Regions from separate parts of the Homo sapiens genome. Here regions 2, 3 and 4 are each linked to region 1. A link is a loop called in an ENCODE intact Hi-C map of the cell type or tissue named here. Cell type or tissue: HCT116. All regions are shown on one strand. Region 1 has its middle 34 kb from the start of SLF2. Region 2 has its middle 5.0 kb from the start of SCD. Region 3 has its middle 16 kb from the start of PAX2. Region 4 overlaps PDZD7 (PDZ domain containing 7).

What was found. Hi-C counts contacts between places; a loop is a spot of excess contacts. Peaks named below come from ENCODE experiments on the same cell type or tissue, not always from the same donor. Only the 100,000 strongest peaks of a DNase experiment are listed, where the experiment ranks them.
Region 2: it touches region 1 in a loop (8-fold over the local background); 17 of 110 quality-filtered maps call a loop at or near these places.
Region 3: a loop joins it to region 1, with 2.9 times the contacts of the local background. A loop is called at or near these places in 4 of 110 quality-filtered maps.
Region 4: it touches region 1 in a loop (4-fold over the local background); 6 of 110 quality-filtered maps call a loop at or near these places.

The regions. Positions count from the first base shown.
Region 1 is chr10:100,876,002-100,881,001 of GRCh38, forward strand. No RefSeq gene overlaps it. Among named protein-coding and RNA genes, the nearest start is that of SLF2, 34 kb to the right of the region's middle. In HCT116, CTCF peaks have their summits at 2,658 (motif pointing left), 3,897 and 4,102; a DNase peak (open chromatin) is centred at 2,640.
Region 2 is chr10:100,339,745-100,344,744 of GRCh38, forward strand. No RefSeq gene overlaps it. Among named protein-coding and RNA genes, the nearest start is that of SCD, 5.0 kb to the right of the region's middle. RefSeq lists an enhancer at 2,688-2,982. In HCT116, a CTCF peak has its summit at 2,796 (motif pointing right); a DNase peak (open chromatin) is centred at 2,807; H3K27ac peaks cover 758 bases.
Region 3 is chr10:100,727,118-100,732,117 of GRCh38, forward strand. No RefSeq gene overlaps it. Among named protein-coding and RNA genes, the nearest start is that of PAX2, 16 kb to the right of the region's middle. In HCT116, CTCF peaks have their summits at 2,167 and 2,500 (motif pointing left); DNase peaks (open chromatin) are centred at 2,104 and 2,534; H3K4me3 peaks cover 2,997 bases; H3K27ac peaks cover 1,808 bases.
Region 4 is chr10:101,012,009-101,017,008 of GRCh38, forward strand. PDZD7 (PDZ domain containing 7) reads right to left here. Exons shown (of 17, transcript NM_001195263.2): 10 at 4,369-4,419; 11 at 3,628-3,803; 12 at 159-250; 13 at 1-8. Among named protein-coding and RNA genes, the nearest start is that of LZTS2, 15 kb to the left of the region's middle. RefSeq lists enhancers at 1,136-1,265, 2,234-2,283. In HCT116, CTCF peaks have their summits at 1,105, 1,373 and 2,460 (motif pointing left); DNase peaks (open chromatin) are centred at 1,023, 1,303 and 2,441; H3K4me3 peaks cover 511 bases; H3K27ac peaks cover 1,779 bases.

The DNA of each region.
Region 1 (5,000 bases):
TAGACGTCTACACTTGGGGTCCTTAAGGGAGCTGGGGGTGGGGAATGTGGACAGCAGGGGGCCCAGTGAGGCCTGAATTTAGCTCTTCCATGTGGAGGGCCAGCTCCCTTCTTGGCAGTGTGTATGCTGTGCGGTGTTTGCACCTTCAGGTTCAGGACAGAATTTGTGTTTCATGCCAGATGTTGAATGGTGTTATTATAGTTATTAGCAATTATGTTTTATCATAAAACCACTTTTCCTTTAAGTATGTGGGTAAAAAAATTCAGCTCTTCTTGGAGTTCTATCCAGTCTATTCCTCTTGGAGATGACTTCAAGTTTTATAATACAAGTCCATAGGCAAATGGGATTCAAGCCCTGGACATTCGCAGGAGTCCCTCTTGGAAACTTAACCATTTCAAGCAGAGAGAAGCCGCTACACTGCTGGGGTCCAGACGGCTGTCCTATGCAGGGAGGTTGCGCTCCAAAGGTACTGCACAGTGTCAGTGCTCCCTCCCTATACCCCTCACCTGTCCCCTCCCCCAACCTTCAACCTCACCAATGCAGTCACTGGGGATCCTGACCCAAGGATGCCTCCCCCTTCTCCATGCCCCCACCCCCATCCCACCCGTGCCCCCACCACAATGTCTACGAGGGAGACCGGCTCCTCTTGGGGCCTTCAAGCTTTTGTTAGGGTTATGTGAGCCACTAGTGACAAGGGCCCTGAAACCCAACTCGACCAAACTCATAAAAGGGGTCACTGTCTCTTTAATTAAAGTTCCCTGTTTGGAGGTTAAAGACAAACCCGTTTGATGGTGCAGGTGTGTAGAGTGGGGGTGGGGGAGAAGGGTGGAAGCGGCTAGAGGAAAACAGAATTCTATCCTTAGAGGGAAGTAGGGAGGGGCCTCACCAGGGGCAGGCTGGCCGAGCGATGGAAAGTCTGATGGGGGTCCCTGAGGGTCCCCAGTGTGGCAAGGGTCACAAGGGGGAGAAATCAGGCAAGAACCGGGAATCCCAGGGCCAGTGCAGCGAGCTCTGACTCCCCTGCGGGCATGCACATGCTCCTGGCCCATGCACACACTACCTGCCCTCCATGATGCCCGACTGACCACTCCCCTTGCCCACTCTTCCATCCCTCCCTTTTCCATCCCAAAAGTTCTCCAATAAAAGAGGACCCAGGGCCTAATACCATCTCCCCACAGAAGCAACTTCATCACAGTTTAACATAAAAAGATCAGCTGGTATCGACCCGTAATTTGGACCCATGCCACGCTATTGGCAGGAAGACAGAATAAGTTAGGGTGGCCATGTTTCAAAAATTCTCTGTGTGCACTCAATCACGGCCCAGGGAAGGCGGGTGGGTGCGTAATAACCCAGCCGCGCTCTCCATTTCCCCTGTAGATCAATGCTAATACCAGGAGGCCCCGGAAGATGGATGGAACCGACAGGAACCTTGAAATCCCGACACGGGGGCTGGTGCCTCAACCGATAAAGGATTTCTTCACTGCTACTGGGGCAGGGACACTGAAACCTTAGGGGCCATGGGAAGACAGTCTGATTGGGGACAAAGAGATGAGGAGAGGGAGCAGCCTCTTCTTTATGCTCACTGACACCCTTAGTCACTCACGTGGCCACTGACCGATGCTCGCTCCAGAGTCACTGACAGGCACGCCAACCGCGGCACACACCATCGCTCACACTGTACCCAGCCAAAAGCACCAACGCCTCCCCAAAGACACCTCGACTCCCTGCAGTCCCACAAATGGGTCCCTGTACACACGTGTACACATGCATGTACACAAACTCAAACCTCAACACCAGAATGAATCAAGGTATCTGACACAGGCACACTTACCTAGGGAGATACAGACACATCCAACCATTGACATTACACCCCGTCCCCGTGAAGCAAAAAGAGATGTGCATCTACATGCATATGTACTTCTCTGTCTCTCCCTCCTTCCTTTCCATGCCTTCCTTCTTCCCATTTCCTTGTGATTCTGTTTGGAAACTTGCAGGCTGATGGTCAGTCAGGGAACTTTCCAGGACCCATTGGATGTAAATCACTAACACAAAAGTACACCAGGCACACAGTCCTGGTCAACCAGACTCCCAGATGGGTGCACACACATGCTGCAAAGTGGGAGTCCTGGGTTCCAGGAACAGCTCAACATGGACTTGCTGTGTGGCCTTGGACAAGCCATTTCCTCTCTCTCTCTGGGCCTCTGTTTCCTCATCTATAAAACAACAGGTTGAACTGGGAGATTTCGAAGGGCCCTTTCAGGTCTGAATTTCTCTGTCTATTGTGGCAGACACAAATTCCTGCCAAGAGTTGCACACAAACGCAGGCAGCCCTGAGCACTCACACTGGCTGTGGTGGCCTGAAGCCACACCCACAAGGACACACAGGGGAACACAGGCACACAGGGCTCTTCCCAGCAAGGGTGCCTGCAATAGGGGCAGCAGCTCCCATCCTTCCCAGAGCTGGAAGTCAAGGAGCCTCAGAACCCACTCTTCTGGGAGCAAAGAACTGGGGACAAAGTAGAGAGATGGAGCATTGTTGTGAGTTTGAGTGGGGGACAGAGGGGGCCTTTCAGGCTGCTGTCTGATTTCCTTCCTTTTGAGCTCAGTCCCAGGACTGGAGCCATTTCCACAGCCTCGAGCTGACATCTTGTGGCCATCTCCAATGATTGCAGGCTTCACAAGGAGACACTCAGTCCCCTGCAGAGAAGCATAGCCCTGCCCAACCCAGAAAGTCGTTGGCAGAACACTGCTTCCCATCCCTGATGCCCTGTCCTATGCCCAGCTGCCAGGAAAGGCACAGGGGCTGACTTGTTCCTCCAGCGCGGACAGGTAGAATACAGGGGGCTACCTTGGGAAAAGCTTCAGGGTTACTGGGTGACAAAAGGGACTGGAAAAAAAATGGATGCTTAAGGGAGCTGCAGCCTGTGGTAGAAATGTAGTCCCACATTCCCACAGCCTCAGTCTAAGGTAAGGAAACATGGCCCAGGCCCAGGGGACTGCAGTCTAGGGAGGCGACACAGCCTTTCCCCAGGGATCTCCAGGTGAAGGAAGAGACTCAGCCCTGGCCTCCTGGAAGCCCAGTCTGATGGGAGGCATTTGGCCCTCCTCACAGACAGCCTTAGCTTTAGGGGAAGAGGGGAAGGGGAGAGACATGGCTCTGCCCTAATGGATCTTCTCATCTTAAGGAGAGAAAAACCTCAGCCCACAGCAGTGACCTCAGTCCTATCCGAGGAGTATGGAATTTGGGGGCTTGGAAGCCCCCAGCTATCTCAGCTTCCCATGCCAAGCCCTAATCTGGTAGTCTGAAAGGAACATGATTTCCATGCCTGCATCAGCAGCCTGGGGCTGGGCAGAGGGTTGGAGCAGAAGTTTTGGGGAAGTGGGCCATCCAGAGCCAGCCCCATTGATTCTGGAGAGACCTACTGGGCAGGGGTGGGGGGTGCATGGCAGGGGAGGACCACACTTTGCAGATCCTCCCAGAGGAAGCCATGATGGAAGTCCCTGGACAACCCTGGGCCAGTTCCTCCTACTAGCCAGAGCCTCCTGCCACCTCTGGAGCCAGGTCTTAGGACCCTGGAGATGACAAGTCACACACAAGGCAGAGGCCAGGGGTTCCCAACCTGGAACCAGGGAACCCTGGAGGTGCTGGGTTGATGAGTTTGTTATAAATTAGAGACTCGTTAAGAGAAGGTGAGAAGGGCTCAGTAACAGCTTTCGGGGTCCATCTTTTCGATTTCTTGTTCGGTTTGTTTATTGCTATTGTTCCTGTCTCATAAGCTTATTGCAAAACCAGTAAAAATGATCTATTCCGAAAGGGAAGTTGCTCTTTTGACTGGAAGCTGCCTCTTGGTCCTGGACCCCACCCCTCCCCCTCCTGGTGGCTGCAGCCTAGCCTGGTTGACCAGCTGTCTCCTGCCGCGGGGTCAGCAGAGGGTGCCAGATTCCTGCTCACTAGAAACTGTGTCCACCTGCCATGTAGCCACCCTGGGCTGGCCTCAGGCCTCCAACCTGGTCCCATCACCCCGATGACCGCTGCACCCCAGCCGTCCAGCTCACCTCTGATAGACACACCAGGGCTGTTATGGGGGAACAGGAGGCCAGGATAGGATCCAAGGACAGTCACTGGAGTCTTAAGTTTTGGGCGTGATTTTGGCTCAGTTTCCCCTCTGCGCCTCAGTGAGTGTTTGCCTTTAGCATGGGCTTCCCTGCCATGAGGTAGCCCTAAGGGCTAATGATTGAACAAAGAGGCCTCCAAGGTTCCCAAGAATCAGAAGTCCTGGTTTTGACCTTGAAGGCAGAACAGAGACCCCTGGCCCTTTGCACATCCAGGAACCTAGTTACAGTTGGGGGCCAGGGGTTCAGGAATCCCAATCCCGAATGAGTTGGCTCTCACCCCATCCCTGTTCTGCAAATAACATTAGTTCCGTTTAGTGACTGTAATATTCCTGAGACACTGCAGATTTCTCTGGGCTACTAACTTGGTTTCAGAGTCTTTCAGATGATTATTGTGGGGAGTACAGGGTTGAGGGGGATCAAGAAAAAGCCAACAGACTCCTTCACTGATTCATACAGAATTTCAGAGCGTCAGAGCCTGAAGAGACTTCTTTTTTTTCCCCCCTGAGATGGAGTTTAGCTCTTGTCGCCCAGGCTGGAGTGCAATGTGCAATCTCGACCCACTGCAACCTCTGCCCCCCAGAATAGCTGGGATTACAGATGCCCACCACCATGCCTGGCTAATTTTTTTTTTTTTTTTTTAGATCGTGCCTCGTTCTGTCGCCCAGGCCACGTCTGGCTAATTTTTATATTTTTAGTAGAGACGGGGTTTCACCATCTTGCCCAGGCTTATCTTAAACTCCTGACCTCGTGATCCACCCTCCTCAGCCTCCCAAAGTGCTGGGATTACAGGTGTGAGCCACCATGCCTGGCCGCGAAGGGACTTCTGAGATCACTCTGTGAAACCCCTTCCTGCCTCAATACAGAATCAGGGTCAGAGACCTGAA
Region 2 (5,000 bases), 540 kb before region 1:
GTGCCAGAGTTGGTGGTGAGGTCCCAGACTCAGCTGAGCCTCATAGACCTCCCTGAACTATGCGATAGGCAGCCATAGCTTTGCCAGGTGGCTCAGAGAGCCAAGCAGCTCTTGGGGATCAGAAAAAAGACATTGACACTTGGCTGGGGAAAGCAGAGGTTTGGTAAAGTGAATGTTAGAGGGAAAGAATGATGGGTTCTTGGCGTGTTCTTGGGAACAACAGGGTCCACAGCCCCCTTTGGGGTTCTCAGTGCTGTTGAGGCTGCAGGAACTGAGGTAGGGCTGAGGGGCCTGCAGTGCCTGGGGCTCCAGGCTTCGCTCCTCCATCTCCCTGGCTGGTCCTCAACTGCAGGCTTAGGAAGGATGGGATAAAGGTAGTTGGCTTTCTGGGCTGCTGCCTGAAAGGAGGACATGGGGACACCAAATATTCTGCAAGAACGTATCTGGGCCAGATGACATTGCAAATCCAGAGTCCCTTAGGACATGAGAAGGGAATAACTCTGGCCTTTAAAAGGGAATCCAGCCAACCCCGGGTGTGGGAGGAGCAGAATAACAGCATGGAAATTCACCTTGATTACATTAATTTACACCTTAGATGCTGAAGGTAAAGCTGAGGGCTAGCATGGGATTTTCCCTTTCTCTCTTGGGTAGGGAGAGATGGGGAAGAAAGGTGGAGTTGGGGGCTGGAGTAGAAAGATCAAGCTTTTAGCCGACCTGGGGAGCCTTCCAGAATGTAACTTGCCCAGAGGCCAGGCCTCCTAGGTACTAGGGTTTATGCAGCAGGGAATGTGATCACGGGGGAAGTGGTGAGTGGTGGCAGGGCAGGGGAGAAGCAGCGCCCAGCAAGTGTCCTTCTGACTTTCTGCTCAGCATGTTTGTTCTGTGGCTGGAAAGAATGAGTTACTAGACAAAACATATGAAGTACCTAGTACGCACCTAGCAGATGTTAGGTACAGACAAATCCCCATCACATCCCCCACCTCAGTGCTCCCAGGCTGGTACAACTTTTCTGAGCCTTGCAAAATACAGGTAAATATGTGGGTAAATATTAGTAGATTATCAAAGCACCTAGCACAGTGCACATAAATAGATGCTTAAATAAATAAAAATAAATTTTAAAAAAACACTAAATGACTCTGTCACCAGCCCATTCTCTTCCCCTACCCGATTCTAGGGGCACCTCTTAGGAAGGGCGCCCCTCTCTCTTCCCTGAACTCCGACCCTGTTTAATATAGTATGTTTACACTCTGCCTTCATCAGATGCTAGCCTGCCCAGTTTGCTATTGTGCTTTGTCCTGTTTCTCTTAGAAATCTGTGAGCTCCCCAGGGGTGGGAGCAGAACTTTGGCTCCATTCTCCCCCACACAGCAGAGAATTGACTTTCCGCTGGGCACAGGGGAGGCTCAGTCAACACTCTATCCCCATGTGGCTACGTTGGCTTAGAGGCACAGAATGGGAGAGAAGCAGGCTCTTGGCTGAGGAAAAGCCCTGGGCGAGCACTGAGGGAAGCTTGGCCTCAGACATAGCCAGCTGCCCTCTGGACCTCGCAGCCCTGCTGTGCCCAGCTCAGCTGCTGTGTCAGTGCAAAGCCAGGGTGACATCAGCTGTGGGAGAGGTTACTGTCAGGCAAAGGGAAGGCCAGGAGAGAGATGGCTGGCTGGGGCACGAGGCTAGAAGGACTCAGGAAACAGTTCCCTTGTAGGGGAAGCAGCAGCTTGGGAGGGGCAGTTGGGAGGAGAGAAGCAAAAGGGGTGAAGGGCCAGGAATGGCCAGGGCCTGCCTGTTCCTTTCACCTACAGCAGGGAGAGAGGCATGGGTTCAGAACTCTGGAAGAGAGTGTGACCTTCCTGGGAGCACTCTTAGCAACTGCAGGAAGCAAATGGGGATTTACCTCTCTACGACCAGGAAGGCAACACAGGAGCCGGGCACGGTGGCTCATGCCTGTAATCCCAACACTTTGGGGGGCTGAGGCGGGTAGATCACGAGGTCAGGAGTTCGAGACTGGCCTGGCCAGTATGGTGAAACCCCATCTCTACTAAAAATACAAAAGTTAGCCAGGAGGGGTGGCATGCACCTGTAATCCCAGCTACTTGGGAGGCTGAGGCAGGAGAATTGCTTGATTCTGGGAGGCAGAAGTTGCAGTGAGCCAAGACTGTACCACTGCACTCCAACCTGACAACAGAGCAAGACTCCGTCTCAAAAAGAAAAAAAAGAAAGAAAGAAAGAAAAAACGCGGGGGCAAGCTGCTCTTCTCTCTTTACTTTGGCTCAGAAGCTGAGTCAGGGCAAGAGAGACTTTCCCTTCAGCTTGTTTATTTGTTGTTGGAGGCCCTAGGCCTGTGTTTGCTTTTCCTCTCCATGTGTTCATCCTAGATGGCTTGCTCAGAATGGGGTAGCCTTCCAGGCTGGGGAAAGATCCCCTATGGGCCTCCAGAGGAGGGAGGGAGTAGTCTGTGGCCTGGGAAAAGGCATCTTTGTAAGGTCAGACCACTGCAGAAATCTCTGGCCCTGGTCCTGGTCCTAAGACATTTGTCCCCAGGCCTCATCTGCTGGGACTGTCAGTACCCATCTCACACATTCTGCCCTGAGACATAAACTGCTTCCAGTCACACGCACTATCTGATCTGAGGACGTACCCCAGGGCCCCAGGGATAGGTAACAATAAGTTGGTGGAGGCCCGTCCGCCAGTATGCATACCTGTGTGTGCAGACATTCCCGTGTGTGAGCACACACAGAAAGGGCTGGAGTGAGAGGAAGATCATGGCTCTGTGGATAGTGTGGAGAGACAGATGTCTGCCAACAGAGGGAGGTGTGGGGCTAGTGCACTGGCCTCTTCTCTACCGGGGAAAGACGTGCTACACCATCTATCCAGCCTGGGGCCCAGGAGGAGCCATATTCAAGGGTCCTCGTTCATAGTATATCAGGTCAGTCTTTTCCTCCTCTAGGTCTCTGAACTTGCCAACTGCCCTTCTCCACACTCACCCTTAATGGTCCCTTCGGATTTAGCACCGTCTCCTCCGGGAAGTCTTCTCTCGTTCTCTGGAGCTGGTCTGGAGTGTACCTTTCCTCTGGAGCCTATAGCTCAATCATCTAGAGTTATAAAGATACAGTGGCTGACGCCTGTAATCACAGCACTTTCGGAGGACAAGGCAGGTGGATCACTTGAGGTCAGGAGTTTGAGACCAGCCTGGCCAACATGGCAAAATCTCATCTCTACTAAAAATACAAAAATTAGCCGGGTGTGGTGGTGCACGCCTGTAATCCCAGCTCCTTGGGAGCTTGAGGTAGGAGAATTGCTTGAACCCCAGAGGTGGAGGTTGCAGTGAGCTGAGATCGTGCCACTGCACTCCAGCTTGGGCAACAGAGCAAGACTCCACCCCCACCCCCCAGGTTCAAGCGATTGTCCTGCCTCAGCCTGCCTCAGCCTCCCAAGCAGCTAGGATTATAGGTGCCCGCCACCACCCTGGGCTAATTTTTTGTATTTTTAGTAGAGACGGGGTTTCACCATGTTGCCCAGGCTGATCTGGAACTCCTGACCGCAGGCGATCTACCCGCCTCGGCCTCCCAAAAGTGCTAGCATTACAAGCGTGAGCCACCATGCCCAGTCTTTAGTTTTTTTTTTTTTTTATACTTTTCTTATTGAGATATAATTTATATACCATAGAATTCATCCATTTAAATCATACAATTTAATGGCTTTTAGTATATTCACAGGTTGTGCATCCATCACAATCCATTTTAGAACAGTTTTATTACTCCAAAAATAAACCCTGCATTCCTTAGCCATCACCCCCCAACATCCTCCATCCTCCTTCCAAGCCCTGGGCAACCACCAATCTACTTTCTGTCTCTATAAATTTGCCAATTCTGGACATTTCATATAAATGGAAGCAAACAACATGTGAGACTTTGTGACTGGCTGCTTTCACTTAGCATTCTATTTTTAAGGCTCATTATGTTACAGTACTTAGCAGTACTTCATTCTTTTTTATTCTCAAATGGTATTCCACTGTGTGGGTATCCCATATCATATTATTAGAGACAGGTTCTCACTCTGTCACCCAGGCTGGAGTGCAGTGGCACAATCATAGCTCACTGTAACCTCAAACTCCTGGGCTCAAGTGATCCTACTACCTCAGCCTCCAGAGTAGCTAGGACTACAGGCACACACAGCCATACCTGGCTAATTTTTTTTTTTAATTTTCATTTTATGTATTCATTTTCTTTCTTTTTTGTTGTTGTTGTTTTGAGATAGGGTCTCACTTTGTTACCCAGGCTGGAGGGCAGTGGCATGGTGACAGCTGAGCAGCCTTGACTTCCTGGGCTCAAGTGATCCTCCTGCCTCAGCCTCCCAAGTAGCTGGGACTACAAACACGTGTCACCATGCCTGGCTGATATTTTTTTTCTTGAAACAGGGTATCACTCTGTTGCCCAGGCTGGAGTACAGTGGCGTAATAATAGCTCACTGCAGCCTCCCCTCCTGGGCTCAAGCAATCCGCTGGCCTCAGCATCCTGAGTAGCTGGGACTACAGGCTTGTGCCACCAGGCCCAGCTAAGTTTTAAAAAATGATTTTTGGTATAGAGGAGGTCTTGCTATGTTGCTCAGGCTGTATTTTTATTGTTGAGACAAGGTCTCACTATGTTGCCATGATCCCCCCACCTCCACTTCCCAAAGTGCTCATCTTATCTGTTCATTAGTCAGTTGACAGACATTTAGGTTGTTTCCACTTTTTGACCATTATGAATAATACTCCAGTGAATATTCATGTATACATTTGTGTGGGCATATGTTTTCATTTCTGTTGGGTTTATATCTAGGAGTGGAATTGCTGGATCCCGGGTAATATTTTGACAGGCAGAGTTCAGGGGAAGAAAAACTTGGGAAAATGAAGCATGTTTAGAAATCAGCAAGAGTGCAGGGGTTTTTCGGAGTTTTATTTTATATTCTGTTGACAAATGTGCAGTTTGATGAAGATACAAGTTATACTAAGTGAGAAGTGAG
Region 3 (5,000 bases), 150 kb before region 1:
ATGTGCCAGGAATATAAAAACTTACTTAACCTGACCAACAATTTTTTTTTTTTTTTTTTGGCTGGAGTGCAGTGGCGGGATCTCGGCTCACTGCAAGCTCCGCCTCCCGGGTTCATGCCATTCTCCTGCCTCAGCCTCCCAAGTAGCTGGGACTACAGGCGCCCGCCACTACGCCCGGCTAATTTTTTGTATTTTTAGTAGAGACGGGGTTTCACCGTTTTAGCCGGGATGGTCTCGATCTCCTGACCTCGTGATTCGCCCGCCTCGGCCTCCCAAAGTGCTGGGATTACAGGCGTGAGCCACCACGCCCGGCCAACAATTCTATAAAGCAGAAATTCTTGTCCCCATTTTACAGACGTGAACACTTAGGCAGAGTGAGTTCAAGGGATTTGCCCAAGGTCACATAGCTGGTACATTTCAGATCTGAGAAAGGTGGAGTCCACCTCCAGACTGCTGACTCCATCTTCTACCCTTGGGTGCTGCTTTCTCAGATGTCTTGGGATTAGTGAGAAGTTATCATCTTCTATAGTGTGCATTGTTCTATGAGACTGCCCGGTAAAGGGTGCATGAGGTTGGGAGAAAAACCCATTTGTCAAGTGAGACAGGACATGTGGGTTTCCACTTCACAACCACTACAGGTGAGGATTTGCAAGGGAAGAGAGTTGGAGGGTACAGGGGAGGAATCAGAATTGAGATGAAATTCACCCAGAAACCTAGGTTGACCTTAATTTAGCATCTCACCCTGCAACACACATACACACACACAAAATCTGTGACCATCTTGTTTCTGCCTCTCTCATCTAATGCTTCTGTATCCCTTAGACTTTTTTGAGGCCTCACATCTTCTTTTGCAGACCACTCACTCAGTCTCTGATGCTCTCTCTACCTACAGCTCATTGTCCATAGAGTCCCCTCCAAATCAGATCTTTTCATTCCTCTGTTGAAAAAATCTCCCAGGCAAGGCATAGTGGGTCACTCCTGTAATCTCTGCTTTGGGAGGCCAAGGTGAGAGAATTGCTTGCCTTCAGGAGTTCAAAGCCAGCCTGGGCAACATAGCAAGACCTCATCTCTACAAAACATTAAAAAATTAGCCAGGTGTGGTGGCATGTACCTGTAGTTCTAACTACCCGGGAGGCTGAGGTGGGAGGGTTGCTTGAGCCTGGAAGGTTGGGGATGCGAGGAGCTGTGATAGTGCCACTGCACTTGGCCTGGGTGACAAAGTGAGACCCTGTCTCAAAAACAAAAACAAAACAAAGCAAGCAAACAAACAAAAAATCTCTCAATTGCATCCATGACCTAAAGGAGAAAAGCAAATCCTTAGCAAAAGTTCTCCTTGCTCTAGGCCTTGCCAACCTCCCAGCCTTATTTCCCTTACTTGACCCATATATTGGCTTCACAGAATCCTTTTTGCTTCCCCAGCTAGGTAGGCTGTTGCCCCCTCCCCATGCCTTTATCTTGATGCTCCTTCTGCCTAGGAATATTTCACCTGCTTAGCTCCTGCATTTAGTGGACATCTACTGATCTTGCAAAACCCCATTCCCTTTATGAAGTGTTCCCTGACACTCCCAATTACCTTTCTCTGTATCCCAGTCACCTTTATCTTGACACTTTCCTGGAATTTATTGGTTGATAGCTCTCTCTCTTTCTCTTTGCAACCAGGTAATGTCTTCCTTGAAAACAAGGCCAGTGTGTGATTTACCTCTCTAGCCCCATTGTCCCAGTCCAGGTTTACTGACTGACTGGTGCCCTGATTCTTTGAGTCAGCCCAGCTCAGTCTCTGCCTTCCTACTTCCAAAGAATTCTGGTCTAGGCATCAGTTGCATTCTGTCTCCGTGCAGAAGTAGGAACTGATTGAGCTGCCAGTCTCCTTCCTGGAGGTTTTTCTGTTTTGTTTTGTTTGTTTTTCCACTCGTCTAGTCCAGCTCTGCAGCTGACCCACCAGCCAATGCCAGAGGAGGGGACAGGAGGAGAGAGGAGGAGCAGAGTGGGTTGGACCAGGTCGACCCAGAAGTCTCAAAAGGCTGGAAAATTTCAGGGCGTTTGTCATCCCAGGGCCGCCTAGTGGGCAGGGAAGTCTTCCACTCTGTGATCTCGGTCTCACTCATACCGGAGCCTGCAGCGGCCCTGTTGCGGTCTCAGTCTTCAGCCCGACATCATGGGGGCGCCAAAGCACAGGGGCTCAAAATGGTGAGGCCGGGGAACCGGGCGCTCCCATCTCTGTCTACGTAGATACCTAGTCAAACCGAAGGGGGAAGCTTCCTAGCATCCTTAAGCCCTCCTTTCCATCCGGTCTGCATTTCCACTTTTCATTGCAATCTGCTTCTCTTCTGCACCGCCCCCTCTCCTCCCCCACCCTTCTCCCGTCCCTTTTCCTCCCCACCCCACCCCTGCCCCCGCTTCTTTCTCCTCTTCTTTCTTCCTCTCTACCCTCTGGCCTGGGGACACCGGTGCTGGAGAAGACCCTGGGAACGGGCAGAATCTGAGCCGCGTCTCTGAGTCGCAGTGGGAAGGCGGCTCAGGAAATGCGCCCTCCGCTGGCGCTGGGTCGCGGTTCTGGCTGCGTTACTTTTTCCTTGCATCTGTGGCCCGGCGCGCCAGCCTGGACACTAGATCCGCAAGAAGGGAGTTTTCCCAGGGCCGGCTGAAGAATGAGAAGTCCGAGCTGCGGGGACGTTGGGGGTCTGTGCTTAGCGGCCACAGCCTGCCCACCACGGGTTCCCGCCACCCCGCCTCCCCACCTCCCTTCGCGCCAGGGCTGAAAGTCCCAGGCGCCCAATGCGTGCCCAAGAACGAGCCGTGAACCTTTTATCTACCCGTCCCCTTCCCCGCCATGGACCCAGGACGACACCCCACACCCAGACACCACTCTTTCCAGGGGCAGATGCTCCGGCGCGCCCCGCGCCCTGAAGTTCAACTTGGAATCCAGGTCCGCGCGGGACCCCGCCTAGCGCCCCAAGCGCACAGGCTGAGCGCCCCGCCCTGGCCTCCTGGGCCTGCGGCCTCAGCGCGAGAGCCCTGGCCCCCTTCCCGCCGCGGGTCGCGGTCGGGAAAGCGCGCCCTGCAAGGGGGTTTTGTAGATAAACAAAAGCGTTTGCTCTTCTGGTTTTCTTTTATTTTCTTTATTCGCCTGTCCCTTCCTTCTTAATCTCCCTCTTCGCTCTTGTTTCTTTAACTTATTTCCCTTCCTCATTTTCCCTTTCTTTTCGTTCGCTTTTCCTTGTCACTCTCCTTCTTGTTCTCTTCTGTCTCTTTCTGTATCTCCCTCTTCCATTTTGGCCCCTTCTCTGCCTCTGGGTTTCCCTTTCCCGGGCCCCTCACTCTTCCTGGGCTAGGATTGCGCCGTCTCCCTGCATCATTTTTCCTGGCTCCGCTGCCTCTTTCTCACTTTTTCGTTCTCCCGGCGGCCACCGTCTGGCGGGCTTGGGTCCGGCTCCCCCGCCGCCGCAGTGATTTATTCGCTTCACCCGGCGGAATCAGGTGCTGAACCGAGCCCCGGAACGAGAGAACAGATTTCTCCCAGGAAAGGTTTTGTGAACTAAACGATGCTAATTACGGGGTGGGGGATGCGTCGCCCGGGAAGGGGAGGCGCGCGGGGCCGAGCGCGGCCTGGGAGGGGAGAGACCGGGGCTGGCCGAGGCCCTCCCGGGGCGCCTCCCCTGCACCTCTCGCCCTGGCTTTCGCCTTTCCCTGGGAACTTTCCCGTCTGAGTTAACTATTAACCACCGGCGAGAGGCAATTTTCTTCGGAATTTCAGCGATTTCCTTTTCGCAGTGGACTCAGATTAGCACGCAAACAGTGAGATGCTCGGCTTGAGTCTACGCGCGGGCGAAGATGCCTCTGTCGCCTCAAACAGTGTCCTTCGCGACGGCGGAAAACTACAGCCCGCCCCCGCTCCCGTGCCTGCTCAGGAAGCCGTGACCAAGCCAGTGCCCGCCGGTGCCCGGAGTGAAGGTGGAAAAAGCCGAGTGCTCCTGCTCGGGGGCGGGGTTGAGAGGGGGAGATTAATCCGGGCAAGCCAAGGGGACCTTAGACTTGCAGCCAGGGCCGCCACCCGAGGAGCCCGCATGCAGGGACGCGCCTGAAGGCTTAGTCAAACCCGGGGAAATGCCCTCCCCCGCCTGCAGAATCCCCACGCCGTCTCTTACTTCCTCCCTCTTTGCCACTGGCGAGCTTACACGTGCACACACACACACCCCTCTCTGTCTGTGACCGCAACAAACTTTGTGAAACTTGAACCGCTGGGTGCAAAGTTCACGCCCTTTTCTCCTTTCCTCTCTTGCCTGGGCCGGCTCCTCCTGGAGCAGGGAGGGAAGAAGTTCTTGGCCTCCAGACCTGGGAGAGGAGTTTCCGAAAGTCAGGGCCTCGCCTCGCTGTGACATTAGACCCTTGCCACCCACCAGACCGATGGACACTAAACACTTTCCTTGTCGGAAGGCGCTAGTAGTTGCAGCGGCCAGGCTTGGCAGGGCCCTGGTCGACCACCCCACCACTGCCCTGGCCGGACTTTCCCAGGGCGTTGGTCTCCTGGTCCCTATTAAGTCGGGGCTGTCCTGGGCTTGGAGCCCAGGTTCAGGGCTGTCAGCCCCTTGCCAGCTGTCTGAGCTCTCTGCCTTTCTAGTTTATTTTCCCCCAGCTCTTGCCCTGGGTTAGCTCTCTCCCAGCCCTCCACTCTGTCTCTGTCTCCGACTCCATCTCTGGCAGGGCTGCCACTGTCTCTCTGTCTCTCTGTCTCTCCCTGTCTCTCTGTCTCTGTCTCTCTTGTTTGTTTCAAGGCGCGGACACTGATTGTGCCTTATGAAGTTCTAACTGGTTTTGTGTCAGGAAGATCTTTCTCGCCGCTACCCAGCCTGGCGTGACGGATTAAACATCAACTAGTTAAATAAAAATTAATATCAACTGCCTCCTAACTTCTAATGTCATGTTGTTTATAACTAATGAACTGATTAGGGGATAAACATATCACGAAGACATTCCACTCTCCTGCCTCGGCTCCGCTGCCG
Region 4 (5,000 bases), 140 kb after region 1:
CCACACTCCTGGGAGAGGGCGAGAGACAGCAGGGGTGGGAGGGGCAGGCAGGATTTCAGTTCCGGAGGTGCCAGGATGCCCTTCAGCCCTCGGGAGGTTGGGGGTGGTACCAGGGATCCCCTTCCTGCCCCCAAGCCCTCTCTGCAACCTCCTCCCACCTGATGTCCTGCAGCAGTAGCAGCTTCTCCGGCCTGTCGAGGATGGCCAGCAGGGGCCTCACCAGGTCCTCTATGCCTCCCTCGTGCACATACTGCAGATAGAGGCAGCACAGGTCAGACAGCAGTGGGGGCTTCCAGAGCTGAGTGAGGGGGACACCAGGGCATGCAGGTGTTTCTTCTACGCATGTAGGGACCTATCCAGCCCTGCGTGCCTTGGGAAAGGTTCACTCCACCCCCAGCTGCCACAGGGTGGTCTGATCTTGGTGACAGGGTGGAAGCCTGCAGTAATAACAGACCTGCAATAAATGGCAACAGCATCGATAACAGCTTTGGGACAGACACTTTTCTAAGCCTTTTACATACTGTCTCTCAGCAACCACCCTGAGAAATGGCATTAATTATTCCCGTTTTACAGATGCGGAAACAGGCTCAGAGAGAAGGACTTCACTCAAAGCCACACAGATAAGGAAGTGTGAAGAGGGACTGGAACCCGGGAAGTCTAACTCTTGCCTGCTCTGGTGCCGGAAAAGGATGTGCAGGGAGTGGACTCTCCTCCCCACCCCCACATCCCAGGCAGAAGGAAGGAATTTGAGCCAAACTCTAGGCTGTGTGCCTGGCTGTCCCAGCATATGTCTGCACACAGACCTACAAATTAGGCTTTGTTCGGGGCTAGAATAGGAGCCTTGGGGAAGGGCCTCTCCAATCAGTTCCCTTGGAGGGGGGCGGGGTGGAGCCCCTTCTGCCTGGCACTGCCCGGATGCCACCAGCCACACCCCACTGACTCTGAAGACCTGAACACTGGGAGCCATCCCATTTGGACAGCACATCGCCCCCTCGTGGCAAGAGGGAGACTGAGTCAGGGACACGCACGCATAGAACACTTTCTATGGGCACAGGCACAGAGACAGAGCATGCCTTGGTGGTCAGAGTGAGTCATTCATAAATATCTGGAAATAAATACAATACAAATGATGTGTGTGGCCCCAAACCACACACAGTTACAGCGACTCACACATACACATATCAATAATACATTCCCTTTTGTCTGGAGAGACACATGTGGTGCAGAACCAGCCTCATATGTGCACACGCTTTAAGTCCATGGACTTGGATTCGGTACCTACTAAGTGCCAGGCCCTGTACTGGCCAGCAGGGGCACAATGATCCTGTCTCAGATCTTCAGGAACTGGGTCTAGTGGGAGCGAGGGGAAGATGAGTCACATACCCTGGTGAACTACAAACCATGGGCAATGGGGCACAGGGAGTCTCAGAGGAAGGTGGGAAGATCCCAGTGGGCTTCATGGAGGTGGTGGTATTTTGACTGACTCTTAGAAGATAGACGTAGGGAACAGCACAAAAGTTGGGAAGAAAGTGTTGCAAAGGTGGTGTGGAAAAACGAGTAGATAGTGGTTTAAACGTGGCCATGGGGTCCATGAAGAGCCTCCCTGCAGGGCTGCTGCACAGGCTGTGACTATATGAGTAGCGTCTCTGAGGTTGTGCAGGTTGTAACCTGTATAAACCTATGCGGCGGCCGTGGGAAAGTGGAGGTTGGTGGGTTAGGGAGTTGAATCTGGGAGGACCTCGAATGTGAGAGCCAAAGACAATGGGTCACCTCTGCCAAAGACAATGGGTCACCAGGTGGCCTGGGGAGTGTACAGCGATCAGACAGGGGTTTCTTTTCTTTCTTTTTTTTTTTTTTTTGAGATGGATTTTCGCTCTTGTTCTCAGGTTGGAGTGCAATGGCACGATCTTGGCTCACTGCAACCTCCACCTCCAGGGTTCAAGCGATTCTCCTGCCTCAGCCTACCGAGTAGCTGGGATTACAGGCGCCCACCACCATGCCCAGCTATTTTTTTTTTTTTTTGTATTTTTAGTAGAGATGGGGTTTCACCATGTTGGACAGGCTGGTCTCGAACTCCTGACTACAGGTGATCCGCTCACCTCGGCCACCCAAAGTGCTGGGATTACAGGCGTGAGCCACCGTGCCTGGCCAACCAGACAGGGGTTTCTGATTCCTGGTCTGGCAGCTGTAGAGAGATGGCTCACATGGGGAGAGAAGGGAAGCCTGGAGTTCAGGGCTACATGCCCCAGTCACTAGGAGAACTTTACTCATCACTCCAGCCAGGGCTCCATCGCAGAGGGTCTGATCTCTTGGTGTGGGGGGCTTGGGTCAGGTTTGGGTGGTGGTTGAGCTCGGCAGGTGGTATGGGGGCACAAGTGGGAGGTTTGGGCAGAGGAGAAGGGAGGGATGAGGGAAAAGGAGCCTCCAAAGAGACAGACCCAGAGCCCCACCTCGTGGCCAAAGCCTGCATTGCCGGCCCACTGGAGGCTGGTACACGCTGCCCTACTTAGCGCTGGGAGCTAAGGGTGACACTTTCTGAGTTTAGCCCAAAGCCCCTTAGCTTCCCCCAGCACACACCCCTATCTGCAGCTCTGCTGCAAACCGGGCCTTGATAACAGGATGCATAAATGACCATGTCTCAGTCTCCAGGTGACAATGCATGGACACACACACACACACACACACACGCTAGCCAGACACGTGCTTGCTCACATGCACACACACACACACAATCATGCAGTCATATCAGTACAAACCAGGTACCCCACAGACACGCCAGTGCACACACCACACAGACATACAACACAGCCCCACTTTGAGTAAGATGAAGGGTGAGGGAATCCACAAACAATTTTTCAAGACCCCCCAGCTCGCCCTCACACACAGTGTGCAGACTCCTCACAAAGAGCCCAGTGTACACACACAGGCCTTCCTGAGACAGGGACAGGAGAGGACCTGCCAGTCCTGGAGTGAGTGACCTGTGCCCCACAGCCTCCCCAACAGGTGGGCCCCAGAGACTCCTTCAAATCTGACTCTCTCTCCACCCTGGGGCGCTCTGGTTCTTTTTGAAGTGGAAGAGAACAGAGAACGACAGTTTAGGTGTTGGGGGAGGCAAAGGATTACTTACTTGGGCAACAGGGGAGAGGACCTGGCATGAAGCCAGGCTTACTGGCTGACCTAGGAGCAGAGGGTGGCATGCAGTGAAGGATGGAGGCTTGCAGAGGGCAGAGGCAGGCGACTGCAGGGACTCACTTTCCCCACGTGGCACCTGTCCGCTCCTTCTCTTCTCAGCTTAAATATCACCTCCTCTAGGAGGGCCTCCCAGCCCACACCATCTAATGTGTGTCTCCTGGGTTACCGTCTCATGTTCTTTTTCTTCAGCTCTTCATGTGACTCATCACCATGGGCGTTTAGGTTCTAGTGATTTTCTAGCTCTTCTTCCTGTGAGCTGGCAGATGTGTGTGTGTGTGTGTGTGTGTGTGTGACAGGAGTGACTTCTGATTTTACTGACCACTAGCCTCCTGGTGTCAAGCCCAGACACTGGTCAGTGGACAGTGGCCTGAATGAATGATGGGCTGGGTGACTGAAGGACCGTGTGCCAGGGCTGCGGATGGGATGAAGGCTTACCCGGGAGCAGTGGCGGGTGACAGCCAGCACCTCGTCATCAGTCAGCAGCCTCTGGGCCAGGTCCTGAATGAGGGGCCGCCGGCTCTCCCAGGCCTGAACCTGCTCATCCACATTAGGCAGCTGGCTGGAGGGACTCCCAGACCTGGCAGACAGCAGGGCCCGGCCCCTCTCCTGGTCTGCAGGGCAGGAACCATCAGGGGAGGGGAGAGGGGCTTCCCTCAGCAGGGCTGGGCCCCAGAATTGGCCAGCTGAGAGCCCAGGTACCTGGGGCAGAATCCTAGCCTAGCCTATATGCTCCCCACCATGGTAGCCCACAGCAACCTGCCCACCAATGCAGCACAAACCCCAGCCCTCAGCCCCAACATGGACCCCTATACCAGTCTGTTTCTTAATGGGGTCTTAGCCCAGTGCCCCCAGGGCCCCCTGAACATGCACTGTCATAGTAGTCTGTTGCCCAGTGGAGGCCCAGCACAGGCTCCCTCATCACCCCCAAATATATCTTTGGGAGTCCCAACACAAGCTCCTAAAATGCATCCCAATATCTGTCTGCCACCCTATCTTTCCTAGTCAGCTTAGTCCAATTCTTTTAGCTGCCCCCAATACATACCATTCTAGCTGCCTGATCCCCCATGCTTGACCCTGACTGAATTTAGTCCAGAGCCACTCAGCTGGCCCCCAGTATGCACCCTCATCTGCCGCTCTACTGTAAACTAGGCCTTGGTAAAGGGATGCATGAATTACCACGTCTCAGTCTCCAGGTGACAAACTTCTGTACCGGGCCCACGCCCCCTGCTATGAAGAAGAAAGAGGCTCAGCTGCAGGCCTTGGCCCCCAGTCTGAAAATGGGGTTCAGGAGGGCTCAGGACAAGCTGGAATGGAGAATTCAGACTGGAAGTAGGTGGGATAGGGAGGCAAGAGGCCTGGCCCTGAGGGGCTTGAAGGCAATGCTCAGGCTATGGACTTCCTTCATAGGCAATGGGGAGTCAGGACGGTTTTGGATCAAAACAGGGTGCAGTCTGAGCACTGCTTATGCAAATTCACTTGGAAGCAAATGTATGGAGGGAAGAACCTCAGGGACAGAGCTTGGAGAAGTACCTACCTTCAGGGGACAGAGGGAAAAAGAGGAGCCTTGGAAGGAGATAGAGGAGTGGCCAGAGAGGTGGGAGGAGAACCAGCAGAGGGCAGGGACTTGGGAACTGTGGGAAGAGAGATGCACTGACGGAGAGGGGCCAGGCAGCCGTAATTGGAAGGGATTGTCTCTCCCATGGTACAATCACCTTGAGACCCCAGAACATCCCACCCCAGGGCAAAGCAGGGTCCAGCTCCTCATCCTCTGGTTGTTTTGTTGATCCGACATCCACCCCCCTCTTCTG